Linked DNA regions of Homo sapiens: regions 1, 2 and 4 are each linked to region 3. Evidence: chromatin loops called from intact Hi-C (ENCODE). Cell type or tissue: Caco-2. All regions are shown on one strand. Each heading gives the region's core, and the rest is flanking DNA. Links, peaks and the distances in the headings are about the cores only.

Region 1 (7,846 bases), core at 1,199-6,198, 110 kb after region 3:
CAGATGAGGAAGCAGGAATCAGAGGGAATAAGTAACGTGCCAACGGTCGCTCCAGCAGAAATGCAAACCCAGGACTGTCCCTCTGCATGGCTCTGGACCCTTCCTTTCTCTTTGGCCACTATCATTCAATCACTTTTGTGAAGAACTGTAGCCAACTACTCTCTCTCCCACCCTCTGCTCTGAGAGGCAGAATTTGGCAGGGGCTAAAACTGGGGTTTTAGAGTTTAGGCAGATGGGTTTGGATCCAGCTCAGTGGCCTACTAGCTGCATGGCTTGGACAGTCATTTGCCCTTTTGGGGCCACATTTTTGTTTGTAAAGTGAGGATAAGGCCTGCTACATAGAGAGGTCACAAGACAGTAAATGAGCTCAAGGACTTGTTGGTGCCCGACATACGCCAGATCCCACTTGCCTTCCTCAAGGATGGCTGTGCCGCTTGGAAGCCACCACACAGCCTCCCTCTTCTGCAGAACAGCAAGAAGGTGGGAGACAGGCTCAAAATGAAGCCACATTGCACCCCTCACAAGGCATTCGCCTCCCTCCATCGTCTCCAAGCCCACCACTGGAGGAGGAGCCCACTGCCTTATTCTTTTTGATAGAGAGAGGAGTGGTCCAGGGAGCATCTGCTTCTGTGTTTACAGGAGTGTGGCCTCCAGAGGTTTCTGATTTTCAGCGATAAACAGCTTAGAGGATGAGGCCCCACACCTTCAAGAGGCTCATAGTGTCAGCAGTAAGGGGCCAGCAACAGTGACCCCGCCTTCTTCCCTCCTCACCAGCCGGGGGTATCCAGAGTGCCCCTGGCCCCTGCTGGAACCCATGAGGCCCTCCTGAGCCTCCTCACCACTGGAGTGCCACTGGTGTGTGTCCAGCCTTCAGATGGTCACTGTCACCCCCACTGGCACCTTGTGGCCAGCATTTGAAGTGTTGGGCATGCCTTTCTTCACTGTGATACAATTTTTCTGCATAGGAGAAAAATCATGACACTTCTGAATAAGGGAGTTGCTGTGTTATTCTGTAGAAGAGAACATGCTCTGTCCAAGCTGTTATTTCACGTCTGTTCTTAAGAATTGTCACTTTAATTCCCCAATGTCAACAGAATCCTGATGGCATGGCTGCCTAGAGCTCAGCGTCCTCCATATACCAGCCCCAACCTACCTCCGGGGTCTTACTTGCAGTTATTATTATTGGGAATAATGATGGCTGTTGATTAAAATGATCATATCATCCACAGTTGAGGACTCACAAGGCATGAGGCCATCTCCTAAGCACTCGACTCATTATCTCACTGGGTTCTCATTGGAGAATTCATCCAGAGGAAGCAGGTGTTAGGTCCCATTTTGCAGTGAGAAGTCTGCAGCCAGGAGAGGGTACCTCACTTGTCCCTGGGCTCCTAGACTTCAAAGCTGAAGCTTGTGCTGCTCTGTTGACCATCACTCCACACCCAAGGCCCCCATCTCCTCCACACGAACTCCCTTCTCCAGTGAAAACCGCCTCCTGCCCGGTCCTCCTGTGTGCCTTTCACATGCCTTCCCCATGCTTGTCAGGCTGTTCCCTTGACCAGGAAAGCCTTGGGGAGCAGCAAGGTGAAATGGATGGGGCACAGGCTCTGGAGTCAGGAACAGTGCATCCCTCCTGTTCCACTTCCCAGCTCCCAAACTATTTAAGCTTTCTGGGCCTCAGTTTCCCTACCTGGAAAATGGGAAGATGTCATGTCATCATTGATTTGGTGAGGCAACATACACAAAACATCTGGGTGGTGGCACTGGCTCACCTGTTGAAGTTCTGCCTGAAGCTGGAGGCCCAGTTCTGCTTCCTCTAGAGCGAGGCCTTCTCTGACTAACTCAGTCTGGTGACATTTCTTCTTCTTCCGAGCCACTCTTCTTCTTTCTCCTCTAGGAAGTCCATGTGCCATGAGGGCAAGGGCCCCCACATTGACTTAATGCCATCGTTTGCACATTGCAAGAGCTTGATCAAGGTTTGCAAAGCAATTGCTCTTCAGGACTCGTCACCATCTGCACCCCACCTTCTTCTCCAGCATCCTCACTCTCTATACCCCAGTGTCTTCACTCTTCACCTCCCATCGCCCACTCTGAGCCTCCTGTATCTGACTCCCTGTGTCCCCAGACACTGAAGTTCTCTCTTACCTCCTGGCCTCTCTGTTTATAATGCCTTCCTTCACTTCTTTCCCTGGGTAGCTTCTGGTCTTCCTTTAAGATTTAGCCCAGGTGTTTTCTCCTCCTTCAGGAAGTCTTCCAGATACTCCAGGCTGGTTAGATACTCCTCCTCTCTGTTCCCACAGCCTCTGACTTCTCTCTTAGCACTTGTCAACCTGTATTTGTCCTGTTTGTTCACCTCTCTATCTCCCCTGGTAGGATATGATCCCCTGAGGGTAGGGACCCTGTTGTTGTCATCTCTGGAGCCCTGGCATTTGACATGGTGGCCACGACCAAGCCAGTATTTGTTGAGTAGATGGATGACTGGAGGAATGAGCACCTAGCTGAAAAATTCTGCACATCTGCCACTTGGAGTATCTGCTGGTTGGGTTATGCAACGTCTGTGTGTGTGATGTCACTTGGCCACCTTTACCTTTGCATCCAAGAGACTGTGCTAGCTTGTCAGGGAATGGGACACAGTACTACAGAGCTGTGTGTAAATCTGCATGTGCGTTTCGTGCCTCCAGTTCAAACCTTGTTCATTAGCACAGCAATTAACAGCAGAGCCTAATGACAGATGGCCCGGCTCTGCACCTGAACCCCTGGCTCCTTGGCAGGCTTGGAGCAGGGCAGGCACGTCTGGCATGGTTGATGTTTTCATTGATCTAGTGAGTTCAGCTCCCAGGGCTGCCGGCTATGGAGACAGTGAGCTGACGTCAGTACTGGCTTTGGTGGGGGGCTGGGCCTAAAAGGGCCAGGCTTGTAACAGACTCTTGGAAAGCTTGCAGAAGTTTGGGGACTTTATTGTTTTTATCTTTTTTTAAGATATTAATTTCACATTGGGAAGTCCCAGCACCCCACTCTCAAATTTTCCTAAGCTCTAAGGACTTCCCTAGGAGATGGTGTCTCTTTCCTGCTAATTCTTTACAAGCTTCTAGGCTTTCTACAATTGTTATTTAGGATTGTGATATCCAGGCCCTTTGACTTCAGCTAACAGACACAGCTTCGTGTTTAGAGTGGCATATAAGATCAGTGTTGTGTAAACACAATTATATTTAGCAAGTTTGGAGATGTGGGGTTTTTTTCTTCCTGTTAATCCCGGGTTTGAAATGGCTTCCTAGTTATTACCCTGTGAATGTCATTCATTTCTCCATAAAAGAAATATCAAATTTGTGTTCAAATAGTTGTCTGGGTCATAAATTCAAGCTAAAGTGCAGTGTGTCCTAAGCCATAGCAGATTTCACAGAACTGGAGTTCATTAGAGCTAGAAAGGATCTTACTGTCCAACCTGTGTCATTGACAGATGGGGAAACTGGGCCCCAGAGAGGTGCACTGATTTGCCCAAGGACACATGGCAAGTAGGTGGCAGAGCTGAAGCCACGTGTTGGTCTCCAGTGGCCCCTTTCCTACACCATGTTTCAGATCATCAGAAATGCTCAGGCTTTGCTGTGTGCCAATCCCAAACCACTCTAGAATGAATTTCTTAAGTGGTGTTGGATATGCTTCCTTGAGCCTGCCACCAAACTTGGTCTGAGTGAAATAGAAGAGGGGGTGCAGGCAGAGGAAGTGAGGACTGCGGTCTGTCGTTAGTGATGTGGAAACCACGCATCTTCTTTACGAAGGTGTTGACAAGTCTGTGTGCCCAGGGAGCCACGCAGGGGAAGAAGGTTAGAAGGCTGGGTAGTCCCTGAGGTAGGAAGCAACTTCAGCGAGAACCTGCCCATCTTTGCAAAGTGGGCACTTCTCTCAGTGAGGGGGTTGCAGGCAAAACTGCGGGGATAGTCTTGTTCCCACAGAAGAAGTGGTTGGAGAAATACCTATCACATCGTGGAACAGTGCCCTCATTCTGCATTTTCTTATCTAGGAGACAAAAAATGCCTCCTGGAGATAACCTACCTGCCCTCCCTTCCTTTGAGGAAGTTTAACCTTTCTCCCTCATTGATATGGAATCCCAGGTATTTATCTGATGACCTGCTGAGATTGGTAGTTCAGAAAAACCAGTCTTCAGGCTTAGGGGAAGCTGGACGTGTATCCTAGGGTGGAGGCCCAGGTCTCGGGGACAGGTCCCACCTCTCCTGATAATGTTCCCCGCCTCCCTGTCAGGAGGTGCAAAGGTTTGGGTGGGCATTGTGAAATGTTGCCCCAGAAGAAGGTTTCCTTCTCTTTCAGCATCATGCTGAGAGGTCCACACATGGCCCTACTGCCACAGTGTCACGAAGGCAGACCTGTCCTTTCTGCCTTGTCTTTTTAAAAAAATCACCCCAGGGCCATTACAGCTCCTCCTGGTTCCTGATTCACTGTGTTTTAATCAAGCATAACTCTTAGAATGAGCAGAACATGACTTCATTTTTGTCTCTCAGTGTTTTCTTCTCCCCTGCAGTGAAAACTCAAAGAGGCCCCACAATGTTTTCGTCCTCTGTTAGGTAATATCTTGCATAACTTGAAGTCACAAAACACAGCCTCAGTTCTGTAATTGGAATTCCCAGTCCTGTGTGCTAATTCCAACTCTGCATTTGAATTGGAGATCAATCTTCTCCCCTTCTCTTTCTAAAGTCAGCTTCAGAGTCAGCCTTGTCTCGGGGGAATGAATATGATTGGCCTCTTATCTCTTTCTCTGTTCTTTTTTCACCCATTGTTTACTCACTGCACACTCCAGGATTGGATGAAGAAGAAGGGGAAAAGAGGGAAAGACAGTTCTTACTTGCCTGGTGTGCTTGTGCTTATTGGCAGACATTTAAAACCCACTCTGCAGTAGAGGTCTTTCCCACTTTCTCAGAGTCCCCAGGATGGCTGGGGAAGCTCTCCTACAGTCCCCTGACCTGGCTGATTGCACTTGATCATGAGGCCACCACTGGCTTGGCAACCCCTTAGGAAATCTGAAGTTCATTCCAGCTTTCTGCTGAGGTCCATTACTTCCCTGGGCCAACTTTCTGTTACACAAAGTCCATATCTGGAAAATACCATTTTTGTACCCACAGACCTTGGGAGTAAGGTAGTGGTAATTCTTCTTCATCCCAGCTTTCCTTCTCAGGCCAACATTCCTGAGGACATCCTAGGTCCCTGGGGTTCATGGCTCCTTGGCTGCTGCTGGGGAGGGAGAGTTGGTTTATTTCTCCATGCTATGGCATCTTTCTCCAACCCTCCCACCCCCACCATCTCTATTGTTTATCTCTCTTGATATGGTTTGGCTGTGTCCCCATCCAAATCTCGTCTTGAATTGTAGCTCTCATAATTCCCACGTGTTGTGGGAGGGACCTTGTGGGAGATAACTGAATCATGAGGGCAGTTTCCCCCATACTGTTCTCATGGTAATGAATAAGTCTCACGAGATCTGATGGTTTTATAAAGGGTTTCCCCTTTTGCGTGACTCTCATTCTCTGTAGTCTGCTGCCATGTAAGATGTACCTTTTGCCTTCTGTCACGATTATGAGGCCTCCCCAGCCATGTGGAAATGTGAGTCCATTAAACCCCTTTTTCTTTATAAATTACCCAGTCTCAGGTGTGTCTTTGTCAGCAGCATGAAAATTGACTAATTCATTGCTCTTTCTCTCTCTCCATCTTTCATTATCTCCCAGCCGATAGCCACACTCCCTTGCCTTTAACTTTCCCAAGTCTGTATCAGGCACCAGTCCAATGAGCTTCAACTTTCCAGTGGACAGACATCAGGCTCTCCAGCCCATTGAAACTGCTTTTCCTAGCCTGGACATGGTAGCACCAGCCCCACCCCCACCCCGTCCACTCAGCAACTCTCTCCGCATCCAGCACTCTCTTGAATTTATCAGATGCCAATCATGAACTTCTGCAGCTTGATCTCTCACAGTATTTTGCAAAGTATATGATGTCTTTTTGTCTGTCTTAGGGTCCACACACTTGGAATGCACTCTGACTTAGGCTCTTGATTTGCATCTGGGGTGGTCCCTTCTGACTGGTCAAGCCCACCTCCCACCAGCACTCCTACAGAGGGGAATTCTACAGACCTCCCTGCCACTTCCCTGTGGGGTTGAGGGTGCAGCCAAGTCACAAGGAGATAGCTCCCTGCCCTGACACACACACACACACACACACACACACACACACAATCCTGGGAATCAGGCTGCAATTGTTTCTCTTAACAAATGGTAGGGACATGGCAGTGGGGAAGTTTTCCCAGAGCTTTGTGAAATCAAGCCACGTTCCCTGCTGTGTGGTACATGGCAGGCATGAAGGATTAATAATTTTTGTATCGAGGAAACATAGCACACTCCCAGTGCTTCTTCTCCCACCCCAGTTTCATGTTTTTAATCTGGGAGGGGACCATGGAGGGACAAAGGGAAAAGAAAAATGGTAGCAGAAAAGGAGGTGGTTTGAGGAAGATCTTTTGCATAAATCTGCTGTAAATCAGCCATCATGGACCCTGGGCAGTTCTTTTCATGACCTTCTGGTCTTTGCCTTCCCTCATCCCCAGTAATTTTTAGTGAGAAGGAGCATTTTGCAGTTTAGGGACACTGCTGAGAGAACAGTGCGCCATGTCTCTTATTTTTCATCCTTTACTGAAACTGCAGGTGAGTCCATTTCTCATACACACTGTCTGACTTCCAAAGACCTGAAACCCCATCACCTCACTGCCAAAACAGGGATGGACTCCGGCAGGTGGGCAGAGGCGGCTGGAAGGCATTTGCCAGCTCCCTTCCAAAATGAAGCTAGCTTTCCTTTAGCCTTCAGGCTGCCAAGTAAAAAGTCTATAAAACAGTGGTTCCCATTTTTTAAGAATGGGAAGGCCGGGCACGGTGGCTTATGCCTGTAATCCCAGCGCTTTGGGAGGCTGAGATGGGCAGATCACGAGGTCAAGAGATCGAAACCATCCTGGCCAATATGGTGAAACCCTGTCTCTACTAAAAATACAGAAATTAGCCTGGTGTGATGATGCACACTTGTAGTCCCAGCTACTCGGGAGGCTGAGGAAGGAGAATCACTTGAACTCGGGAGGTGGAGTTTGCAGTTAGCTGAGATCATGCCACTGCACTCCAGCCCGGTGACAGAGTGAGACTCCATCTCAAAAAAAAAAAAAAAAAAAAAGAGTGAGTAGAAACTTATTTTGCCAAGAAAAAACATTAAAGAAAAAGAAACCTAAAAAGTGAACATCCAGCACCATTATTTTATAGAAGAAAGGGCGTTTTGGCACGTGCGTGCACACACACACACACACTCCAGGTCGGAAAGAACTTAATCTCAGAATAAACACTAAAAAAATTAGATTTTTGTATAAAAACTCCCAATATTGTCTTTATTTTTCTCATGTTATTGGTGCCCCATGAAAACTTCACTGTAGTCTGTTCCTTGGATTAGCTCTTGGAAAGCAGGAGCTGAAGTTACTGAGTTAGTCATAAAGTTAAGAAGCATTTAGATCCACAAACAGCTACATCTCATTGCATTGATTAACATTTAACACATACGCATGGTTGTCTAGTTCTTGCTGGGCAGTAGATTTAGTGCTGGGGGTACAGCTGCTCCCTGAGAGAGTGTGTACTTGTGTGAAAGGACATGGAAGTGACACCTCCTCTGGGAGGCCCCCCAATACCATCCCAATTACAGTGTCAGTTGAGACCCGCCCCACCCCATCCCCAGTAATTCTCTAACATGTCGCCTTTTTCTTTTTCTTTGGAGCCCTTACCCGAATGGAAGTTACCTTGTTTATGTCTTTATGTCCTTTGGGGCC
Region 2 (7,846 bases), core at 1,791-6,790, 78 kb before region 3:
CTTTATTTCCATCTTCACATCTCTACGTAAGCCACCATTGTCTCCTGCCAGGTGACTTCAGTGACCTAATGGGTCCCCCTGCTCCCTCTTTTATAATCTAGTCTCAAAAATGCAGCCAAAGAAAACTTCTGAAAAATTTATCCACTTAAAACTCTCCAGGTGCTTCCCATTGCATTTAGAACAGACTTGTCTGACTCAATCATGTAACATTGTTTCATTATTTGCCACTTTCTAGCCACATTGGTCTCTTGACTACATCGGACACATCGTGGTCTCAAGGCCTTTGCACTTGCTCTTTGATCTTTCTTCCCCCACACCTTCACTTAGCCAGTTCCTCCAGGTCTAGTCTGAATTGTCACCTCCTCAGAGAAGCCTTCCCTGGTCACACTACGAAATGCTGTTCTCCCCAACCTCATTCACTATCATATCATCCTATTTTACTTCTTTTGTGGCAGTCATCATTACTATCTAAGATTATCCAGGTTGTATATTTGTTTCTGTGTTTAATGACTGGCTCCACTGCTAGGATACAAATTCCTTGATGGAAGAAAGCTCACCTGTCATGTTCACTGTGGCATTTCCAGTAGTGAGGATAGCGCATTTGATAAATATTTGTTGGATTTGTTTTACAATTTCAGTTTCGACTCCATTTCCAGTACATATATGACCCCCTTCTTTTTTTTAAGATACCTTGAAAACCAAAACAGCCTACTGAAATAAACTTAGAGCTTGAATCTTGTTACCCATTCCAACCTCCCTGGGAAGTTCCGTTCTGAGGCTCTTCCTCCACATGTGACTCCTCCACAGCCTAACTGACATGCTCATGCCACCCGTGGGTGTTTCACTGCAGGCCTGTTTTATAGCATCCTCCCATGCTCACAGAGGTGCCAGCTCCTAATGGCAAGAAAAACAGAGCCAGCCCACCCTCTGCCTCCACCCCTTGCCAGCTGACAATAAGCTCCCTCCTAGCCACTGTCTATTTCAGATAATGCTACATTGTCTCAACCCATCATCACTTGGGTAATCGGGCTCCTTCCTTCTATTCTAGCTACTCAACCATGGTGGTGCTGAGTAAAGGATGTTAACAGAAATGTTTGAGGAAAAATAAAAACTGCCAGGAGTAGGAGGAAGAGAGAACAAGAATGTCCCAGCCAGTCCATTTCTGCCCTTCCTCCTCCCCACCACAGCCATTCTGCAGATGAGGATACCAAAGTCCAGACAGGAACTGGAAGTGACTTTCACTAAGCCACCCTTCAGTGAAGTTGCAGAAGGGTGGCAATATAAAATAAGGACTGCAGGCTGCCTGAGAAACAGGTACAAGATAGGTGCGGTGATGACTTCTTCAAATACAAATGTCTAACTTTGCTGTTATTGGCATTTATTATTTTCAAGAGTGAAACTTCAGCTGATTCCCAAAGATCCAGAATAAGAGTCATATTTAGTAGGACAACGACAAATTGGTTTTGTGACAGACTATGGAATAGGTCCATCCATTCCTCATGCTGTAGCACCCTGAGGACAAGTTATGCCTGGCTTACTCTCCAATGTGTGTCTAGTGCCAAAACAGTTCCTGGGACAAATTTGTTGGATGAATGAGCCCTGAGTCCCTACTTTGAAAACTTACTATCTGTCCAGATCTATGCTAAGCATTAAGAGGAATAAAAAAGGAGAAATAGATACAGTCTATTCTCTCCTTCAGCTTTTGATCTGGTTGTAAAAGAACTGCTGCAAACTGGCTTTGTGACCAAGGCAAGTTACTCAACCTCTCTGATGCTGTTTCTTCCTCTTATCTCCCTGATAAAATAAAGATAACAGTACCTACCCCACAGAGTTATTGTGAAGCTTAAATGAAGTCAAGCATTTAAAGCTACTGGCATTTAGAGTTGTTCAATAAATTGAAGTTTACAGTTCTATCAGCGTAAAATATTAGCTATACATAATTCGAGTTATTTTTGACAATTGAACTTTTTGGTAGCTCTGGGCTTGTCCCTTAAATTCCATTTAGTCAATTTATTTGAAAAGCTTTCTAGCATACTGAATTTTTTCCTGCTGTATAAAACTTGGCTGAATTCAGAGTCAGCATTATGATGGATTCATGTAATTTAATGAATGGATGAGATGTGTAAGATTGATTGTCCATTCACTAAATGGTCCCAGATCGCCCAGACCTTTTGTTTTGTTTTTCGTAGGTCTATTGGTCTCCTCTCTTGCTGTCAGATTGTTGTCCCTTAATTCTTACAGTTGTCGGGTTTCCCAGTTAGGTAGGGACCTAATTTGTTGTGGGCTTGAAAATGAATTAACTGAACCCATTTAAAGTGTGAGTAAACCAAGGGCATCAGACCCTGAATGAGGACCTGGGAAGGCTATGGTCTTTACCACAAACCTTGGCATCATCTGTTTTGACTTCTCAGAGATTTCCTGATTCTTTGTGTGTTCTCATCAGTGATATGTTAGACAGACATGAAAGTTCTTGGCATATGTAGGCACTCAATAAAATTTATTAAATACATGAATGAAGAAGCAAGAAAGCATAATCATATGTATTTAATATACCATAAACTCAAGTGGTATGTATGAGAGTAAGGGTGAGGTGAGGGAATATAGAGTGAGGTTAGTTTGGCATGTTGGAAGAGACTAATTGAGCTAAGTCTTAAAGGAAGAGAAAGATTTTGGGTGAGGATAAAGTTGACATCATGAAGGGGTATAGGAAAGAGAAAGAGTGGATGTTCCCCTGTCCTTGCTATTCTGATGGGCTTGTTTCTTCCCAGGATGACATGAACAAGATATTTCTAAAGGATTCACTAATCCATCCATCCAAACATTTAATAGGCATCTCATGTGCTTGGTTCATTTCCAGTAGTGGGACATAGGAAAAGAAACAAGAAATAACTTCTGCATTGAGGGAGCTCTCTTTGTGACTCAAGTAAAAAAAATCTAGATATACATGATTTGTTTCCCTCAACCTCCAATCCATTAGAAAGTCTTATTGATTCTGACTCCAAAGTATTCCTCAACTCCATCCATTTGCTACCATCCTGGTCCAGTGGACTTCTTGTCTGAACTATGTAATCACATCCTAAGTGAACTCCCTGCTTCCATCCTTGTCAATCCTCCATGAAGCAGCCAGAGTGATCTATTTAATCATATCAGGTCACTTCCAAACACAGAAACCTCCCATGCTTCTAGCAGCACTTGGAATAAAATCTAGTTGCCTTTCAGTGGGCTCAGGCTCTATATGATCTGGCTCTGCCTACTGTCCAAATCCATCCTGCACTGCTCTTCCCTTCAGTCACTATGCTTCAATTTCATTGACCATCTTTTTGCTCCATGAACACAGCAAGTTTGTAGTTCTGCCATCTGCCTCATGGCCTTTGCACTAGCAGCTGCCTCTTCTGGAATGTTCTTTTCCTTGATCCTGCATGGCTGTATCCTTCTCACCAATCACAGTTTAAATTTCTTCTTCTCAAAGAAGTCACCTGCAACTACCCAAATGAAGGTAGCACCTTGTCATTCTCATACCATCTTATTTTTATTCTCTGCCTAGCTCTAATTATTCTCTCAAATTATCTGGGTTTAATATTTATTTATTTCCCATCTTTTCCCACTGTCACCATGAGAGGCGGGACCTTCCCTACCTGGTTCATTACTCTATCTCAGAATGTTTATTAAGTAATACAATTTATTGCAGGAGTGAGTGAATGATGATTGAATGAATGAGTAGTAAGGGAGATAAATATGAAAAGAGATGATTACAGTATGACATGACAAATGCCGTAAAAGAGATGGGAACAAAGAACTATGGGATTCCAGAGCAGAAGACAACAAATTCTGACAAGTATTTGGGGGGAAAATTCTTAGATTTGGATCCCCAAAGGTAATGAAAGTTCACCAGTCCAAAAAGAAAAAAAAAGGTTGAAAATGCATTTTTCATGTCCTTTCCTGGTCTGCTGGTCAGCTGACTCTGTGTCCAATTCAGAGAGAGCTAAAGACATGACAGAACATTTTCGTACTTAAGATTTCACCTCTGTGATGCCCAGCTCATGTAAGACAGTGTCTAAGCTGAATCTAGTACTGTGTCTGCTTACCAGAATTCTAAGACTGGTTACTTCTTCCTCAAGTCTTCTCAAGATTGGATGGAAGATTTTCCTTAAATTAGTGAAGGAAAGGACATGCTTTAATTTCCTAAAGTGTTTCACATACACTTGCTTCAGATATTCCCCAGCTCTGAAGGAGGGCAACATGGATATTCTTGTTTTGAAGACAAGAAAACTGAGGAGCAGCAGGGGCTCAGTTTTAGGAGTCAGAAGCTACACTGAGTAAGTACTTTTGCCTGTCCTCTTTTTATTGTGTGCTACAAATGTCTGACATTGCTTAACCATTCTAAAGTCCCTTTCTTGTTTGCCACCATTGATTGACCCCCTGACTTGTCCCAAAGGTCAACAACCAATCAGATTCTCTCATGAAAATTTGAACTAAGTTCCAGAGGTTATGAGCAAATTCTATTGGGTGTTTGCACTGAGAGATCCTGATGTAGACACTTAGACTGGCAGTCATATTAGGCCATGAGGAAGGTGAGTAAACAGAAAAGGAGATAAGGTGCATTCCCCCCAGAAGCCATAGAGGGAGTTTCTACAGTCCCTAGGCTTGTGGTTCCATTCTCTGGGAGACCTCGTTATACTCTGATTCCTGTTTTTCAATATCTGAAATTGAAGTAACCCTGTCTTTAGGTGATACTGTCAGGTTTGGGGTTAGGATCCTACATGGGTAATTGGCTATAATTTTAAAAAATAGGTCATCCTTTATTGAGGCAAAAACTGTCCTGCTGTTGGCAGTAGGTGTTAAGGTCTTTGCCACTGCAACTCTCACTTGGGATCACACTATGTGTGTGTGTGTGTGAGAGAGAGAGAGAGGTGGGGGAGGGAGGGAGGGAAGGAGGGAGAGAGAGAGAGAGAGAGAAAATTAGAGAGAGAGAAACAGAGATCAGAATCTCCATGGACAAGGCTCTGCTCTCCTGGCTCCTAGCATGCAGGTGGGGACTAAGGCAAGTGGCATAATGGCAGGAGAGAAAGGTAGCTGTTTTAGAAAAATGTTCCCCAGATTGCCCACCCCTAGTAGGTGAAAAATTGTTGCACAGAGTGTTGGGTTGAAAACATCTATAAAAATAAGACAACACCTACCAGTACTGGGCTTGGGGAAACATATGCACGTGTACCAATGACTTCCAGGCTCATGATCAGGCTACAGATTTGACCACCTGGTTGTGCCTGCTCCTTGGATTTGCCTGGCAAATCATCATCATTCCAGGAAGGGGATGTATGTATTATTCAGGGCTCTCCAGAGAAATAGAACCAATGGAATACACACATATATAGAACTCCTTCTTCCTCGGGACATCCATCTTTTTCTTAAGGCTTTCAATGGATTGGATGAGGCCCACCCATGTTAGGAAGGATAATCTGCTTTACTCAAAGTCTACTGATTTAAATGTTAATTATATCTAATGGAATACTTTCCCCAAAACATCTAGAATGATGTCTGACAAAAAAACAAAAACCAAAAAACCACTGGATACTATAGCCTAGACTAGCTGACACATAAAATTAACCATCACAGGGGCAAAGTGGGCATATTGATAAAAGTCTGTCTCTGTAAGATATATTATTGTTTACAAAGTTTGCGCTCATCCATGATCGCATCAAATCCTTATAACATCTATATGAAGAGGAATATTAACTTCCCTATTTTATAGATGAGCAAATCTAGGTTCAGAGACAAGATTACATTGCTGATGATGGTGGAGAGGGGATTTCAGCCCAAGTTGTCTAACTCAGGTCTGTGTTCTTCTAACTATATCACACTCCTTATGACTGGGTTCATAATGTCACTTCCCTACCATGACCCTACTGATTTTCTTCCTTGCATGAGCTCAGAGAGACTTTCTTGCAAGCCTCTCTGAGCTGACTGGCTCAGAAAGAGCATGGGTTTTATTTTGTAGCTCTGTCTTGTGAGCAGTCTCAATGGGCCCCTCTGGGACAGGGCTCAGGAGTGTAATATATGTGAATGTTTCTGAGTGAGCATGAGCTTCCAGCCCAGCTGCAATTCCCTCACCTCTGCCATCCCCTCATCCTACAGCTGGGCCCCCTTCCTACAACCAGACCTGGAGAGGGATGGTTGGATCTGGCAGAGATCCAGCTGGGTACTGTCTGGTCCTCATCAATCCCTCCTGCTCTGACGCCAGACAAGTGTAGCTCCCTTCCTGAGCCCCAATCTCTTCCTGCATCCCAAATAGGGGCCCGGCAGCAGGATTGGCCTTCTGCTTTGGTGTGTGTCTTGAGCTCCTGTTCTAATGGGGTGTCTGTGTACATAACACCCTGAGAATGCTGGACCCACCTGGTCTTCACCAGACGGTGGTATAGAAAGATCTGCCTGTGGCTATGGACAGGCCCTGCAGCCTGGTGGCCCCTGGAGACTTTGGAAAGGCCAGGACTCTCTCCTGCCAAGACCAATAGGACTTCTTGCTTTCTCACCTTGGGCACCCTGTGTGGTGGGGCAAGTTTTGATTGGATGATAGGATCGGAGGCGGAGTGGAAAGAGAGAAATGTCCACGGTAGTGCCTCTCCAGACATGCCTGGCCTCCCCTTTTACTCTTTGGACCTGACCTTAACTTAGGAGAGGAGAGAACATTTTTTCAGAAGTTCAAGTCTTATTTGCAGTACTGGGTTCCTGATATCCTCTCATGTGGGCACTTACGTACTAGGCCACTCCATGAAAGAGAGATAAGGGACATGGGGAGCACAAGCCTCCCAGATTCCAAAATGGCCCTGGGTAAGCTAAGAAGAATGAATAACTGTCCGGAGATGGGTAACCTTGGGGATAGGATGTGTTGCCCTCTAGGTTACAGAAGGTCTGGCTGTTAGTTGGCCCAGGGATCCTTGTTCTGCGTGTCCAAGAATCACAAACGGGTCTTGACATGGAGGCAGATTTCAGTTCAGTGTTGGAAAGAGCTTGCTGTCAACCAGAGCTCTACAATCAGGAAGGCAATAAGCACCGTCTTGGGAGCTTCAGAGAGCTCCATCCAGAGAGGTGTTTGGACACAGGCTGGACAGCTCCCTGATGGGATCCTGTCCAGGGGATTCCTGGATTTAGTGAGAGGTTGAACCAGGTGCCCGGAGGCATCTTCTGACTCAGGTTGTCCAACGATGCAGGTCTTCCTTAAAGTGTCAGGTGCGTCTGTCCCACAGAAGAAGGGCGTTAGCAGGCATGATTGGCATGTCTCTGCCTGGCAGGTCTGCCATTGAATAGCAGCAGCTCCGGAGAGACCCTCTCTCTTTCTCTGGTCCCCTAGCCTGGGAAAGGGCTCGGGACCCTGGAAGGGGACCGGGGTGGCGAGGCCGCCGATTGGCAGCGAGGCGCCATGTGAACTGCACTGGTTGGCTGGCGGGAGGGAGGAGGAGGCGGTTTCCCGGGTAACGGGAGGGCAAGGAGCGGCTGCAGCGGCAGCGGCCGCGGCTGAGAAGCGCGGGCCGGAGTGCAGTGCGAGACCGGCTGGAGGAGGCGGCTCCGCGAAGCCGGTGTGGGCGCAGGTAGGAACCCCCTATGCTGCCTCCCCCAGGTCGGGTCTGGCTGGACTGCCCGGCGGCGGGACCGGCCTGGGAAAGTTTGCGGTGCAACTGGGTGGGCAAGGAGGAGAGGACTTGGGGATGCTCTGTGCTGAGCTCCGGGGTCCAGAGCAGGGTGGGGACTGCCGTTGGGGAGAGGGCCGGCCCCTCATTGAGAGGCTCGGGGGCCACACCTCTGCTGCGGGACTCTGACCGAGGGCCAGGGCCTCTCAAGCCACCCGGCCGCA
Region 3 (7,846 bases), core at 1,805-6,804:
CCACCATGATCGAGTTGGCTTCATCCCTGGGATACAAGCCTGGTTCAACATACACAAATCAATAAACATATTCCATTACATAAACAGAACCAATGACAAAAACCACATGATTATCTCAGTAGATGCAGAAAAGGCCTTCGATAAAATTCAACACCCCTTCATGCTAAAAACTCTCAATAAACCAAGTATTGATGGAACATAGCTCAAAATCAAAAGAGCTATTTATGACAAAACCACAACCAACATCATACTAAATGGGCAAAAGCTGGGAGCATTCCCTTCGAAAACCCACACAAGACAAGTATGCCCTCTCTCACGACTCCTATTCAACATATTATTGGAAGTTCTGGCCAGGGTAATCAGGCAAGAGAAAGAAATAAAGGGTATTCAAATAGAAAGAGAGGAAACCAAATTGTCTCTCTTTTCAGATGACATGATTGTATATTTAGAAAACCCCATTGTCTCAGCCCAAAATCTCCTTAAGCTGATAAGCAACTTCAGCAAAGTCTCAGGATACAAAATCAATGTGCAAAAATCACAAGCATTCCTATACACCAATAATAGACAAACAGAGAGCCAAATCATGAGTGAACTCCCATTCACAATTGCTACAAAGTGAATAAAATACCTAGGAATAAAACTTACAAGGTATGTGAAGGACCTCTTCAAGGAGAACTACAAAGCACTGCTCAAGGAAATAAGAGAGGACACAACCAAATGGAAAAACATTCCATGCTCATGGATAGGAAGAATCAATATTGTTAAAATGGCCATACTGCCCAAAGTAATTTATAGACTTTATGCTATCCCCATCAAGCTACCATTGACTTTCTTCACAGAATTAGAAAAAAACTACTTTAAATTTCATAAGGAACCAAAAAAGAGCCCGTACAGCCAAGACAATCCTAAGCAAAAAGAACAAAGCTGGAGGCATCACATTACCTGACTTCAAACTATATTACAAGGCTACAATAACCGAAACAGCAAGGTACTGGGACCAAACAGATATATAGACCAATGGAACAGAACAGAGGCCTCAGAAATAGTGCCACACATCTACAACCACCTGATCTTTGACAAACCTGACAAAAACAAGCAATGGGGAAAGGATTCCCTATTTAATAAATGGTGTTGGGAAAACTGGCTAGCCATATGCAGAAAACTGAAACTGTACCGCTTCCTTACACCTTATACAAACATTAACTCAAGGTGGATTAAAGACTTAAACGTAAGATCTAAAACCATAAAAACTCTGGAAGAAAACCTAGGCAATACCATTCAGGATGTAGGCGTGGGCAAAGACTTCATGACTAAAACAGCAAAAGCAATGGCAAGAAAAGCCACAATTGACCAATGGGATCTAATTAAACTAAAGAGCTTCTGCACAGCAAAAGGAACTATCATCAGAATGAACAGGCAACCTACAGAATGGGAGAAAATTTTTGCGATCTATCCGTCTGACAAAGGGCTAGTGTCCAGAATCTATAAGGAACTTCAACAAATTTACCAGAAAAAAACACAACCCCATCAAAAAGTGGGCAAAGGATATGAACAGACACTTCTCAAAAGAAGACATTTATGTGGCCAAAAAACACATGGAAAAAAGCTCATCATCACTGATAATTAGAGAAATGCAAATCAAAATCACAATGAGATACCATCCCATGCCAATTGGAATTGTGATCATTAAAGAGTCAGGAAACAACAGATGCTGGAGAGGATGTGGAGAAATAGGAACACTTTTACACTGTTGGTGGGATTGTAAATTAGTTCAATCATTATGGAAGGCAGTGCGGTGATTCCTCAAGGATCTAGAACAAGAAATACCATCTGATCCAACAATCCCATTACTGGGTATATACCCAAAGGATTGTAAATCATTCTACTATAAAGACACATGCACACGCATGTTTATTGCAGCACTATTCACAATAGCAAAGACTTGGAAATAGCAAAGACTTGGAACCAACCCAAATGCCGACTGGATAAAGACAACGTGACACATATACACCATGGAATACTGGGTAAATAATGGAACACTATGCAGCCATAAAAAAGGATGAGTTCATGTCCTTTTCAGGGACATGGATGAAGCTGGAAACCATCATTCTTGGTAAACTAACACAGGAGCAAAAAACCAAACACCACATGTTCTCACTTATAGTGGGAGTCGAAAAACGAGAACACATGGACCTGGGGAGGGGAATATCACACACTGGGGCCTGTCAGGGGATGGGCGTCTAGGGGAGGGATAGCATTAACAGAAATACCTAATGTAGATGATGGGTTGATGGGTCCAGCAAACCATCATGGCATGTGTATACCTATGTAACAAACCTGCATGTTCTGCACATGTATCTCAGAACTCAAATTATGAAAAACAACAAAACAAAAGGGTGTCTTCTCTATGACTTTCTGACTTTCTGGCATCAAGATAGTACAAGCAAACAGTCTATCACTCAATCAACCTCTCAATCTGTCAGTGTTCATTGAGAGCCTCCTATTTGACAGGCTGAATGATAGGGGCTGAGAGTGAGCTATGAACAAGTTCTACATTGCATCTGCTTTCAGGAAACCTACAGTCTAGGAGGGAGGCTAGACACTGAGAGAAGAATTACTAAATGGGATGAGCATTTCCAGAGGGGAACATGCAGGTGGTGTGAGGCTTACAGCCCAGAGATGCCTTCTCACCTTGGGCTTGGATGAGTGTTCACTGAAAACATGTTTTCTAAGCTGAAACTCTTATTCAAGGATGAACAGAATTTGGGAGATGAAGGACAGGGAAAAGGCATTCCAGACAGAGCGATCAGCATGTGTAATCACATCTTACCAGCATATGATGGTAGGAGAGCGTAGGGGCACATTTAAGGAACTGAAAGACCTGTGGATCTGAAGCAAAATAAGCCAAGGGGAGAATGGATTGAGACGGGGTTGGAAAAAGAGGCAGCAGCCAGATCATAGAAGGTTTGGCAGATGATCAAAATGGCTTGGGGCATTTTTCTAAGGGTCGTCCAAAGCCATTGAAGGGCTTGTGGTGGTGGGGTGTTGTGATCAGAGTTGCATCTGCTATATAGCTGGGTGGCCAGAGTGGAGTCAGGGAGACCGGTTAGGCTATAGTGGGAGTCCAGGTAGGAGGATGATGGGCTCATCTCTGGTAGTGGCAGTAAGGAGTGATAGCAGGGCATGGATTCCAGACATAGATGACCTGTAGGCTTAGTTAAGGGTATTTGGGAGGTAAGGGAGGAGGCAAGGATAACAGTAGTGAGTGCAGTAATAGGGACTCAAGGAGGGTATACAGACCTGTATATATGTGATGAGATGTATGCCTTGAGTCTGGGAGCTGAGCCCTGGAGATTCAAGGGTCAGTGGCACTGGGGGGCTGGCACTGTGCTGGAGTTTGGGTGCCTTCCCTTTCTTTCATGGCCCCTGCCTGCAAGTAGCTCACCTTCTATGAACTGTATTTTGCTCATCTTTGTTGTTGAAATGCTGTTTCACAATTATTTGCTCTTTCAAAAACATGTGACTTTCTTACTATCTTTAGAGGAGAGGCACTGCAGGTGAGCCTCATCAAAAGCACTTGCAGAAATCCATCATGAGCCAATTAGAAAACTTAGGAAACATGTCTGATATGGAGGAATCTCATGAATATGATTCTCCTGGCAATGCAGGCAGAACTTTTTTCCAGCAGCGTGCATACCTCAGGACAGCTGAGGAGGAGGTTGCTGCAGCAATCGACTGCTCCTCCCTTTCTGCGCTTTGCTTGGCATGAGAAAGGAACCGTGGCAGGTGGGGCTTCGAGACCCGCTTCTCAGTCTGATGTGAAGACGTGGGGAATGATAGAAATGCATATTCCAAATTCTTTTCATTTCCTTGTAGACAGGATTGAGCAAGGATCTTCCATTTGTTTACACACTTGGTGAGTGAGTAAACCACTCACACGCTTAGAAACAAACCAGTCCACCATAATGAAACTGGAAGGAACATCAGAGATCCTGCAGTTCAACAGATGCTTCTGAGAAATGGAGAAGAAGTGAATTAAGAGTCAGTTTAAACTCAGTGAAAGGAAACTGAACTGGAATCAGAAGAAGGTAGGCCTGAAGTTTGCGTCGGGTACATACTTGGAAAGTTATGTAAGCTCTTGAGAATAATTCCTTCCTTGCCTGCCTTTGGCAGTTTGCTGTGAGGGTGAGATGAACGAATGAGCAAAGCCCTGGGTCAGGGCTTTGTAAATAGCAGTGGCAGTTCTTTCCTAATGGCATTGCATCAGTAGCTGGAGAGCAAGCAGTAAGGTGAGGTCCTCTGAGTCAGTCTACTACGCCCACGTTACTGTCTTTAAAAGTTACATTGACCTATGGGCGGTTGTGTTTTTCCCATGTCACTGTCTTTAGAAGTGATGTTGACCTATGGACTGTTGTGTTTCTCCCATGTCACTGTCTTTAGTAGTGACGTTAGCCTATGGGCTGTTGTGCAGTTTGGAAAAAAACAAAATATGGGTGACTTATATGCACACTAGAATGGCTAATTAAAAAGATAAAAAAATGCCAGGTGTTGGCAAGGATATGGAACAACTGAAAGTTGCACACACTGTTGGTGGGAGTGAAAATTGGTGTGACTGATATGAAAAACTGTCAGTATCCACTAACCTAAACATGTCTGTATACTATGACTGAGTTATTCCATTCCTAGGTACACACCCAAAAGAAATGAAGGCAAAAGTAATCTGCTAGAATGTTCATAGCAACATTACTTAGCCAAAATCTGAGTAGTATTCATATACTCATTAAAGATAGAATGAAGTCTGTTTATACAGTGGACTACTACACATCAATGAGAACAAACTAAGCTACATGCAACAGTATGGATCAATCTTGCAGACATAATGTTGAACAAAAGAAGCCAGACACAAGACTCCATACGTACGATTTCACTTCTATAAAGTTCCAAATAGGCAAAACCAATATCAGGTATTAGGTATTAAGATAATGTTTACCCTTGGAGCAAGAGCGTGACCATAATAGAATGGAGCATGAGGGGGCTTCTAGGATGAAGTTGATGTTTTATTTCTTTTTCTGGGTGCAGTTCAGTATTTGAAAATTCATTGAGCTGTACACTTATGAATTATGCATTGTCCTGTCTTCTGTTATGCTTCAATTAAAAGCTAAGCTAACAAGGAAAACAAAACAGAACTCAAGGGTGACCTCCACGGTGCATGGCAGGGTGCTAGGTGGGCCTGCCCTCCTCCCCACAGCCTGCCATAACTAGATCTCTGAGGATGTTGCTGCCTCTGAAGGTGTTAAGCAGCTGCTCTCTCTAGCCTTGTACTGTGGGACGCCTGGCCTTGGCTTTGATGCTGTGGCTGCTGGTGGAGGGGTCATAGTCGATGGACCTGCCTTTCCCTTCTCTCCATCTCTTCATGTTCACCTGCCCCAAGCCCTCCAGCCCTCTCAGCTGCATCCCAAATGGAAGCCATGCTTCCCTGGGTCCTCAGAGCTCAACTCTGCCTCCTTTGCCCACCTGCTGCAGTCCAGGTTCCCATCACACAGCTGCCTCTGTACTAGCCCAGCATCCATCACAGAGGACCAGAGTGCGCAGCTGGAAGATGACCTGGCTCTAAGGCGTGCATGCTCACATGTGTCCATGCTGGGGGAAGGGCCGAGACTCACAGAGCATTTCCTAACAGAAGGCTCACATGCTCCAAGGTGTCACTTGGATGAACAGTTTATAATTTAATTGTTATCAATTTATTTTGTTGCATATAAGGAAGGAATATAATCAGTGCACTAAACCCTTGATATTATGTATATTATTGCTTAGGAGGATATTAACTTTTTAAAAATTAGTTGATTTAAATTTGATCTAAAGACAAACATTAAGTATTAGCATATGTGATATGAGGATATGGCAAAAATCATGGAGGTGGAAATTTGGAAAACTGAGGCTGGAAATGGTGGGAGAAACAACATAATGATTCTAATTCCTAACACTGATGACTTGAGAGCCCATGAAGTGCCTTAAGAGAGAGGCTTTTTTTTTTTTTTTTTTTTTTTGCCCAAGCATGAGAAGTTAAGATAATGACCATGACCATTAACCCTTATTACAAATGAAGGAGCAGAGCCCCTGAGGGGCAGTGGTGAGAATACAGGGCTTCAAAGCCAGGCCAGCCTGGAATCACATCCTGACTCCTCATTTTCTTGCTGTGTGACACTGTACAAGTCACCTAGTGTCTCTGAGCAACAGGTTTCTTACCTGTAACGAAAAGCTTTATACCTGCATCATGGGGTTGTTATAAGGCTTAGAAGAGATGTTCAAGCCCAAGAGCCTGTCAGTCTCCTACCCTAGAGAGAGGAGGGGACTTGCATAAGGTCACACACAGAGGCAGATCCAGGCCTGCAACTCAAGACTCACTGCTCCTAGCCCATGCTCTTTCTCTGAGGAGCCATCCCTCATGCTGCTCTGTGAGTCCTTGTTCCAGTGACACAGTGCCAGTCTGGGGGGCGGGGAGCGGGTGGAAATCACGCCTTGGTACGTGGTGGTTTACTCTCATCTCTGCTGGGCTGATCCAGCTGCTGATGGTGAGAGAACCAGTGCTTTTAAGAGGCCTTCATGCGTGATCCCATGGAACAGTGAGTTCAGTCTGGCCAGCCTCATAGGCTGCCAGCCAGTAGGGAGACCCCCACGGCCCTGAAGAGCAATTAGGGGCTGAAAGAAAGGGAAGGAATGCCTCTGTGACGCCAAACCCAGCAGAGCGTGGCTGGTCTGCACAGGATTGTGGGTTGGGTAGGAGCTGGAGAGCCTGATTCCTGTCCCAACAGGAAGCCGCCCATAAGGCCCTTCTGCGGCTGAGCATACAGGAGAGGCCTCTCTCTCTCTGTTGTTCTGCGCACTGGCCAGAAACTGCTAGGTCTGGAGTCCAGCCTGTTCTGCATGGCAACAATTACACAGAAGATTACATTGGAATCGTCTGGCCTTGTAGGAATTACCCAGATAGTTACAGTGCCTGTGAAAGTCTTCCCTTTCATTCCTGTTCTCTCCATCACTCTTTCTTCCTATGCCTGCTCTTTCTCTCCATCCCTCTCCCCTTCTGCCATTCATTGATCCATTGATTCAAGAGGCATGTGGCACATCAGGGGCTTGAGGCAGACAGGCCTGAGTGTGAGCTTGTCTTCTCCTTTTAATATCAGGTGGATGAGACTTCCTCTCTCTTGGCCATTGTTGTAAATCTAAAAGAGTCAAAAACTGTGGTCAAGTTACTTAACCCTTGTGAGCCTCAGTTTTCCTATCTGTGATTTCAACTGTTTCACAAGGTTATAATATTTAAATTATAATATATGCAGGATATTTACCTCAGTGCCTGACACACAGTAAATACTCATTTGTATTTTTTAAAAGATGGGATATAGGCAACTTCATATGGTTTATCCATTATTTTGGTAGCTTCAGCAAAGCTGCCATACCAAATCTCTTTGAGCTTTTGTATCTTTAACCTTTATACAGTGACAGTGTCTACCTTATAGAGCTGTTGTATAGATTAAATGAGCTAATATGTGTAAAGTGCTACTGGTAAGCACCCAACCACTGGTGGCTATTTTTGTTCATTCATTCATTCTACAGATGGTCATGGACTAAGAACCGTGTGCTAGGCCATGTGTGAGGTGCTGGGAGTAGAGAGATGGGTCAAAAAGCTCTCACCTTCAAAAATTTACTGTCCTGTAGGGTTCAGAGGTAAGAGGCTTGAGAATATTCTGTTATGGGGAAAGCAGTGAAGCTTCCAAACTGCTGGACTGAAACTTAGCATCTTAAGTGGGGAGAGCATTTATTGAGCATCTACTCTGTACCATGTACAACA
Region 4 (7,846 bases), core at 960-5,959, 93 kb before region 3:
ACAACCTGACAGAAAATGGTCAAAAAGTATTGGATTAGCTAAGGATATGTTTGCTAATGTAACAGACAAGCTGCCAAATCTCATTTGAAATACAAAAATAGTTGTTCATTATCACCTGGCAGCTCTTCTCCAACCAGTGATTCAGGAACCCAGGCATTGCATCTTACACACTTAGCTTCCAAGGTCAAAGTGTTCAAACTGAAAATATGGCATGGACCTTGCTCTAAATGGTGCTTGTATTTCAGTAGGGGGAGACAGATTCAAGAAAAAACAGGTAAATTTAAAGAGCAAGAAAATTTCAGAGAATGGTGAGTGCTAAAGGTAAGGAACTTTAAGGTGATCAGCAAAAGTCTTTCTGAGGAGGTGACATCTGAGCTGTGACATTAAGAGCCAGCCATGTGAGAATCTTATGAAATAGCCTTTTAGGCAGTGGAATAGCAATAAAAAAGGCTTTGTGATGGGAATGAACTTGACTTATTTGAGGTGCCCAGAAAATGTTGGTTTGGAGGAGTGAGGAGAGTGGTAGTATCAGATATGGGGGACTTCCATGTTATGTAGGACCTTATAGACAAAGCAAAGGAATTTGATTTTTATTCTGTGTGCAGTGAGAAACCAACATGTCACAGTTTCAGTGGTATCTGCATATTGATGCCAAATCAACACCCCTTCATGTTAAAAACTCTCAATAAACTAGGTATTAAAGGAACATACCTCAAAATAATAAGAGCCATCTATGACAAACCCACAGCCAACATCATACTAAATAAGCAAAAGCTGGAATCATTCCCCTTGAAAACCAGCGCTAGACAAGAATGCCCTCTCTCACCATTCCTGTTCAATATAGTATTCGAAGTCCTGGCCAGAGCAATCAGGCAAGAGAAAGAAATAAAGGGCATCCAAATAGGAAGAGAGGAAGTCAAAGTATCCCTGTTTGCAAATGACATGGCTCTATAAATAGAAAACCCCATACTTTCAGCCCAAAAGCTCCTTAAGCTGATAACTTCAGTGACATCTCCAGAATACAAAATAAATGTACAAAAATCAGTAGCATTCCTATACACCAACAGCTATCAAGCCGATAGCCAAATCAGGAACAAAATCTCATTCACAATTGCCACAAAAGAATAAAATACCTGGGAATACAGCTAACCAAGGAGGCGAAAGATCTCTTCCATAACTACAAAACACTGCTAAAAGAAGTCAGAGATGTCAAACAAATGGATAAACATTGCAATGCTCATGGATACGAAGAACCAATATTGTTAAAATGGCCAGACTGCCGAAAGCAACTTACAAATTCAATACTAATCCTGTAAAACTATCAATGACATTCTTCACAGAACTAGAAAAAACTCTTTTAAACTTCATATGGAACCAAAAAAGAGCCCCAATAACCAAGGCAATCCTAAGCAAAAAGAACAAAGCTAGAGACAACATATTACCTGACTTCAAATTATACTGCAGGGCTACAGTAACCAAAACAGCATGGTACTGGTACAAAAACAGACACACAGACAATTGGAAGAGAATAGGGAGCCCAGAAATAAGGCTGCCCACACTCAACCATTTATCTTTGACAAAGATGACAAAAACAAGTAATGGAGAAAGGACTCCTTATTCAATAAATGGTTCTGAGATAACTGACTAGCCATGTGCAGGAGATTGAATCTGGACCATTTTCTTACACCATATGCAAAATTCAAATTAAGATGGATTAAAGACTTAAATGTAAAACCCAAAACTACAAGAACCCTGGAAGACAACCTAGGCAATACCATTCTGGACATGAGAACAGGCAAAGGTTTCATGACAGATGCCAGAAGCAAATGCAACAAAGCAGAAATTGACAAATGGGATCTAATTAAACTAAAGAGTTTCTGCACAGCAAAAGAAACTAACAACAGAGTAAACAGACAACCTACAGAATAGGAGAAAATATTTTCAAACTATGCATCTGGTTTAATATCCAGCATCTATAAGGAACTTAAACAAATCTATAAGAAATAAAAAACAAATAAACCTGTTAAAAAGTGAGCAAAAGGCATGAACAGACACCTTTCAAAAGAAGACATACATGCGGCCAACAAGCATATGAAAAAAAGCTCAGCACCACTGATCATTAAAGAAATGCAAATCAAAACCACAATGAGATACCATCTCACGCCAGTCAGAATGGCTATTATACGATAGTCAAAAAATAACAGGTGCTGGGGAGGTTGTGGAGGAAAAGGAACATTTATACACTGTGGGTGCAAGTGTAAATTAGTTCAACAATTGTGGAAAACAGAATGGCAATTCCTCAAAGACCTAAAAACAGAACACCATTAAGCCTATCAATCCTATTACTGGGAATATAAATAATTCTATCATAAAGACACATGCACGCGTCGCAGCACTATTCACAATAGCAAAGACATGGAATCAACTTAAATGCCCATCAGTGGTAGACTGGATAAAGAAAATGTGCTACATATATACCATGGAATACTATACAGCCATAAAAATGAATGAGAACATGTCCTTTGCAGGTACATGGATGGAGCTGGAGGCCATTTTCCTTAGCAAACTAATGCAAAAACCGAAAACCAAATACCACATGTTCTCACTTATAAGTGGGAGCTAAATAATGAGAACACATGGACACATAGAGGGGAACAACAGACACTGAGGCCTACCTGAGGGTGGAGGGTGGAAGGAAGGACAGGATCAAGAAAAATAACTAATGGATATCAGGCTTAATACCTGGGTGATGAAATAATCTGTATAGCAGAACCCCATGACACAAGTTTACCTACATAACAAACCTGCACATGTACCCCCGAACTTAAAATAAAAAGAAAAAAGAAAAAAACAAGAAGCAATGAAGACAGCTTTTGAAAATGCTTTCTGGAAGGCATTTTTGAACAAATTTGTGCTAGTTCTCCACCTCCTCTTCAGGCTGAGCTTTGCTGACTGAAGTCATTTGACAAGATTTCAGCAGAGTGGAGTGTGTAAATGTTATGCAGAATGAATTACAGGTCTGGAGACATTCATTTCATTACCCTAGATTCTATTAGCAAAGTTCACTTTATGGAACAGTCCAAAATGATTTATCTAATGCCTGCTTCTTCAGGAATGTTTCAAATCCTGAGCTATAAGTGGTTGTTGAAATTATTAAGAGATGTCCATTTTAGCCACTAGGAGGTATAGTTGTGATTTTGGAATGTGCCTTCAATTTCTTTTTAAAATGCAAACCAGACCATCCAATAGAACACCTAACACAGTACCCAGCCCACAGCCCAGGCTCAGTGCTGATGAAGGAATGCAAATGTCAGTTGTCAGAGAGTCCTCTCTCCCCAGGCCTGCTTTGGATATGCTCCAGGAGAATGGGGCTGTGTCCCCGATACCTACAACAGCTCTTGGCACATGGTAGGCACACAATCAATATCTCTGAATGACTGAGTGGATGAATGATGAGATTTTCCTGCACTTCAGCCACATTTTCACACACAGTGGAGCCATCCATCCATGTGGAACCCTTGGTTTGCCAACACTGCTTTGGAAAAGTGGGCCAAGGATAAGGACTGTTGTCATGGCAGTCTGACACCGCCCATACCTTCAGCCTCTATCCACATCCTCTTCCACCCTCAACCCAGTGCTGTGGCCACTGGCAACTTCCCCCAGGCCTCCTTCTCAAGGCTTTTACAAGTGCTATTCCTCTTTGGGGAGAGGCCTCATCTGTACCCACCCTTGCCTTGACTCACTGATTGGCAAGTTAACTCTTGCTTATCCTTCAGGTTCCAGCTCAGATGTGGCCTCTTCCAGGGTATTTCTCTGACTGCACCCTCTCCCCTCACTGACTACATAAGGTTTCCCTGTCATGTGCTCTTATGTACTGTTTTTCAAAGTGATTATCAATGTTTATAATTTTGTTGTGTAATTATTTTAAGGCAGCATTGTGTAGTGATTAAGAGCAGGAACAAATGCCTGCAGGGTTGAAACTTCAGCTCTGTCATGTGCAAACTGCGTGAACTTGGGCAAGGTATTTCACCTTTCTTTATTCACTTCCTCATTGGTAGACAGGAGACGACACCACTACTCACTTTTAGGGTTACTTGTGACAATTAAATAAGCTAATAAATGTAAATGCCACTTTGAGTTGGCCTTTTTTATTTGACGAGTATGTGTCTCCTGTGCTAGCCCCATGAGGATAGAGTGGGCATTTTACTTGTCATTGTATTCTCATATTTAGTGGTGTCTGGTCTCTGGTAGGCACTCAATAAATTTTTGTGAAATAAATGAAGGAAAAATCACAAACTTTTTTTCAACAAGCCAGGTACAAGACAAGAGGAGGAAGCCTGCTGCAAAGGATGCAAAAGGCCCATGCCTCCAACCTCAGTCTGGCTGTCATTGCTAACGTCACTAAGCCATGGTTGCCAGGCAATTGCTGGGGGAAAAAAGCACTTTCAAAGCCAACTAAGCACCTACTGTGTGACACTGTGTGACAAACTCTCAACAGCATCCAGTCCTGGCCCTGTAGGTCCTCCCGGAATAAAAATTTTCTCAAACCTATATATGTGGCTCTAATGAGATGTGTTAAAATAGAGCAGTGCTTTTCAACTTTTGTATGAAAGCTGCAGGATTTGTTAAAACATAGACTGCTGGCCCCACCCTCAGTAATTCTAATATTGAAGTAACTCTGGGTTGGGATTCAAGAATTTGCATTTCTGACAAGTTCTACTTGCAGCAAATCCTGTTGGTCCAGAGACTACATTTTGAGAACCACTGAAATAGGGGCATGTTCTTGACATGAATGGGGAAGCAGTGTGATTAAATTTGACTCTAGGAGAGTGGTCATAGAGGTGGTGACATTTGAACTGGGCCTAGAAGGATGAGAAGGATTTTTCAGAATAAGGACACAGGTTCCCTGCAGGGCATGAACAAGACGGGGAGAGATGAGCGCCTGTTTGGGAAATGATCTTATGTGGGAAGAGGCAGAGGCTGCCGAGCCTGCAGCATTGTGGGGTCATTCATCCCTTATTCTTGGCCAGCGTGGAGGGAGGTAGCCTGGGGAGAAGATGAACCCAGGAGGGGAAAGGTTAGGCAGGAAGAGCTTAGACTCTTCAGCTTTGTAGTTAGACAGACCTAGACTTGAATCTCGACTTCATCACTTACCACCTGCAGGACTCTCAACAAGTAATTTACTTTTCTCAGCCTCAATTTTCTCACCTGTGAAATGGGACTAGAATAGTCACTGTTTCATAAAATAATCGTGGACTAAATTAGCTAATAGATGTGAATTACTCAGCTTTAGGTTCGGCCCGTAGAGGATACTCTGTAATGGAAGCTATCATCAGTATTAGTCATTAGTATTGGTCAGTCTAATGCAGAAATGACCACACTGAAGATATTTATACATCTGCCTTCCCTACCAGGCTGCGTTCCCTGAGCATGGTCTGTGACACCTCTTCTGGGTACCCCCACTCCCCGCAGAGCCAGAGCCTGGTGAAGCTCAGATGCTCAAGAGATGTGACTCAGGCAGGGATCTCTGCTCCCATGCAGGGCTCTGGTGGTCTGGGAGCAGTGTCAGGGAGCCAGCAGACACTAGGAAGAGAAGCAGGATGAGGAAGCCAGAGAAACTGGAGGAGACTTCTGCCTGTGCCCCAGCATGACCTCAAACAGGTGGCCCAGCCCCAGGAAACTGTAAACCCAAGCCCAACTTCAGGCTGCATGGACTCCTCCCAAGGGAGGAGGGCTTGCCACGGTGCAGCAAATACAGCAGTGAGCAAGACAAATAGTGTCCTGCATTCACGGAGGTCAGGAAAGCTGAAGCAGATGAGAAATCAGGTAGCTTTTCAAGGAGCTCATGGGTAATTATACTAGGACATGTGGGGTGGGAGCACCTGCCCTTGAGAACACTCCTCCTGGCGGAAGGGCTCAGTTCACTTTTGGTGATTTTGGGATAAAGAACAGGGCACATAAGATCCTGCTCTTTCTTTCTTCCATTCTGCAGGGAGTGAGCCTGTCCATGGCAAGCTCCAGCCAGCTCTGCTCCTCCTGCCCTACCTCTTAGGTGACCCCGCTTCCTAGTCTGCATGTCAGCACCCAGAAGCCCTTTTGCCCACAGATATCAGCCACATGTTCTAATATCAACTGTACTGGAAATAAAGGTGAGATTTTGTTCTCCCATCTGCCTTGCTTTTTTTTTTTCTTATTCTTTATTGCATCAGAACTAACACGGAGTAGAAGGGTGCTATTTTGTAGCCCCTCAAACTCTCCAACGAAGGGAGTTAGAAAGGGTTAGGAAGTGCTATTTTAGATAAGGGAGGTGAGAAAGACCTCTATGATGAAGTGACATTTTGGTGGGGAGATCTGAAGGAAGTGAGGGAGAAAGCCTTGTGGGAGAAGAGCACTCTGGGGAGAGGGAGCAGCCTGTGCAAAGGCCTTGAGGCAGGCATTTGTTTAGTGTGTGTGTGGAACAGCAAGGATGGCAATGTGGCTGGAGAATAGTGAAAGCAGAGGGGACGGTTCTCAGGGATTCTTGACTTTCTGTCCCAGGCAGGTATTTGTCTAGATTGGATAATGGGCATAGCACAGCTCATAGAAGGAATAAATGCTTCATTCTGGAAGCCCACAAACTATTGTTTTGAGCAATCTGCAAGTTTCCCCACCCCTGCTTGGTGCCAGGACTCCCCTTTGAGAGCCAAGAGCTGGAGAGATGTGCCAGAAACACAGATTGGAAGATGCATGACATCCCTTGGGAGAGACTGGCTGGAAGGCAAGATCCACAAGACAGAAAGCAGAGATGACCCTCAAGTTGAAAAGCTTGAACCTAGCTGGGTGATTGATTACCAGGAGACCACCCTGATTTTGTTCTCTAATTACGGTGTTTATTTGATGCATCATATTGGGCCTGAAACCCTTAATACCAGCCGGTGCTGTTCAGTGTTACAATGTCCTAATTAAGCTTTGATTTATATGCTAATTTTATTCCAAGTGTGTTCAAAAGGGGAAAAGTTATTAGACTTTATTTTGAGATTACATTTTAATCCTGAGGTCTGCCAGAGAGCACTGTGTTTATTCTGTTGGCTTTTGTTTCCAGGATGTTAGTGGCAATTGTGATTATTTCCTCGGAGGGGAAGGATGATGAAGTGGTAAGGAGCTGTTTAGAGTTGGTGGGGCTTCTGCTAATTGGAATTATGTAACCTCTTGCCTTTGCCTTGACAGCTTTGCAATGAGGCTTGCCTTGACTGCCCAGCTGCTTAGGAGGGACAACAGGGATGTGCCTTAGGGATGTCGCAGGGAATATTTGGAAGGAAGGCCATTACATGAGGGAGTGATTGGATTCTGGAATGTGAGGGGAAATTGGGCTTTTACCACATGAGTCCCTGAAATTTGTAAGAGTCACGCAAAAACCAGCAAGGGGAGCAGCTGGTCTTTGCTACAGAAAGGATGTGTTTTGTTTGTTTGTTTTTATACTGTTATTTATCCTAAGTGGATGTCACTTGAAATTTCCTGTTCAAGGATTAAAAAGTCTTATGAATCAAATTATCTTTGGATCTTAGAAGGTTCACGTGGCTTCATAAATACTCTGAAATAGTATGAAAAATAGGGTATGCATCCGCATGTGTGCATCGTGCTTGAGTGTGTTGTCTGGGGATGAGTCCAAAGTTTCCATCAGATTTCCAAGAGTACTGGCCCTTCAAAACATTAAGAATCACAGGACTGGGGAACATCCAGCTTGAATCTGTGATTTAATTTCCTGAGACTGGATGTGTGGTCTGAAAACACAAATTAACAACCAGCAGTTCCTTTCCCTCTGCCCATCCAAATCGTAGCTCCCTGGGTCCACAATGGTGCCCAAGTT

The links. Hi-C counts contacts between places; a loop is a spot of excess contacts. Peaks named below come from ENCODE experiments on the same cell type or tissue, not always from the same donor. Only the 100,000 strongest peaks of a DNase experiment are listed, where the experiment ranks them.
Region 1: it touches region 3 in a loop (11-fold over the local background); 1 of 110 quality-filtered maps calls a loop at or near these places.
Region 2: it touches region 3 in a loop (2.2-fold over the local background); 1 of 110 quality-filtered maps calls a loop at or near these places.
Region 4: it touches region 3 in a loop (2.5-fold over the local background); 1 of 110 quality-filtered maps calls a loop at or near these places.

What each region holds. Positions count from the first base shown.
Region 1 is chr11:19,521,744-19,529,589 of GRCh38, forward strand. It overlaps NAV2-AS4 (NAV2 antisense RNA 4), which reads right to left and starts at 2,335. Exons shown (of 4, transcript NR_033989.1): 1 at 2,143-2,335. It also overlaps a transcript of NAV2 not described here. In Caco-2, for the core only: no CTCF peak of the experiment used is centred there; DNase peaks (open chromatin) are centred at 2,538, 2,817 and 4,208.
Region 2 is chr11:19,337,729-19,345,574 of GRCh38, forward strand. It overlaps a transcript of NAV2 not described here. Among named protein-coding and RNA genes, the nearest start is that of E2F8, 100 kb to the left of the region's middle. RefSeq lists an enhancer at 7,565-7,644. In Caco-2, for the core only: a CTCF peak has its summit at 4,861; a DNase peak (open chromatin) is centred at 4,543.
Region 3 is chr11:19,415,741-19,423,586 of GRCh38, forward strand. It overlaps a transcript of NAV2 not described here. Among named protein-coding and RNA genes, the nearest start is that of NAV2-AS5, 88 kb to the right of the region's middle. In Caco-2, for the core only: no CTCF peak of the experiment used is centred there; DNase peaks (open chromatin) are centred at 3,751 and 4,271.
Region 4 is chr11:19,323,464-19,331,309 of GRCh38, forward strand. No RefSeq gene overlaps it. Among named protein-coding and RNA genes, the nearest start is that of E2F8, 86 kb to the left of the region's middle. RefSeq lists an enhancer at 3,569-3,718. In Caco-2, for the core only: no CTCF peak of the experiment used is centred there; no DNase peak of the experiment used is centred there.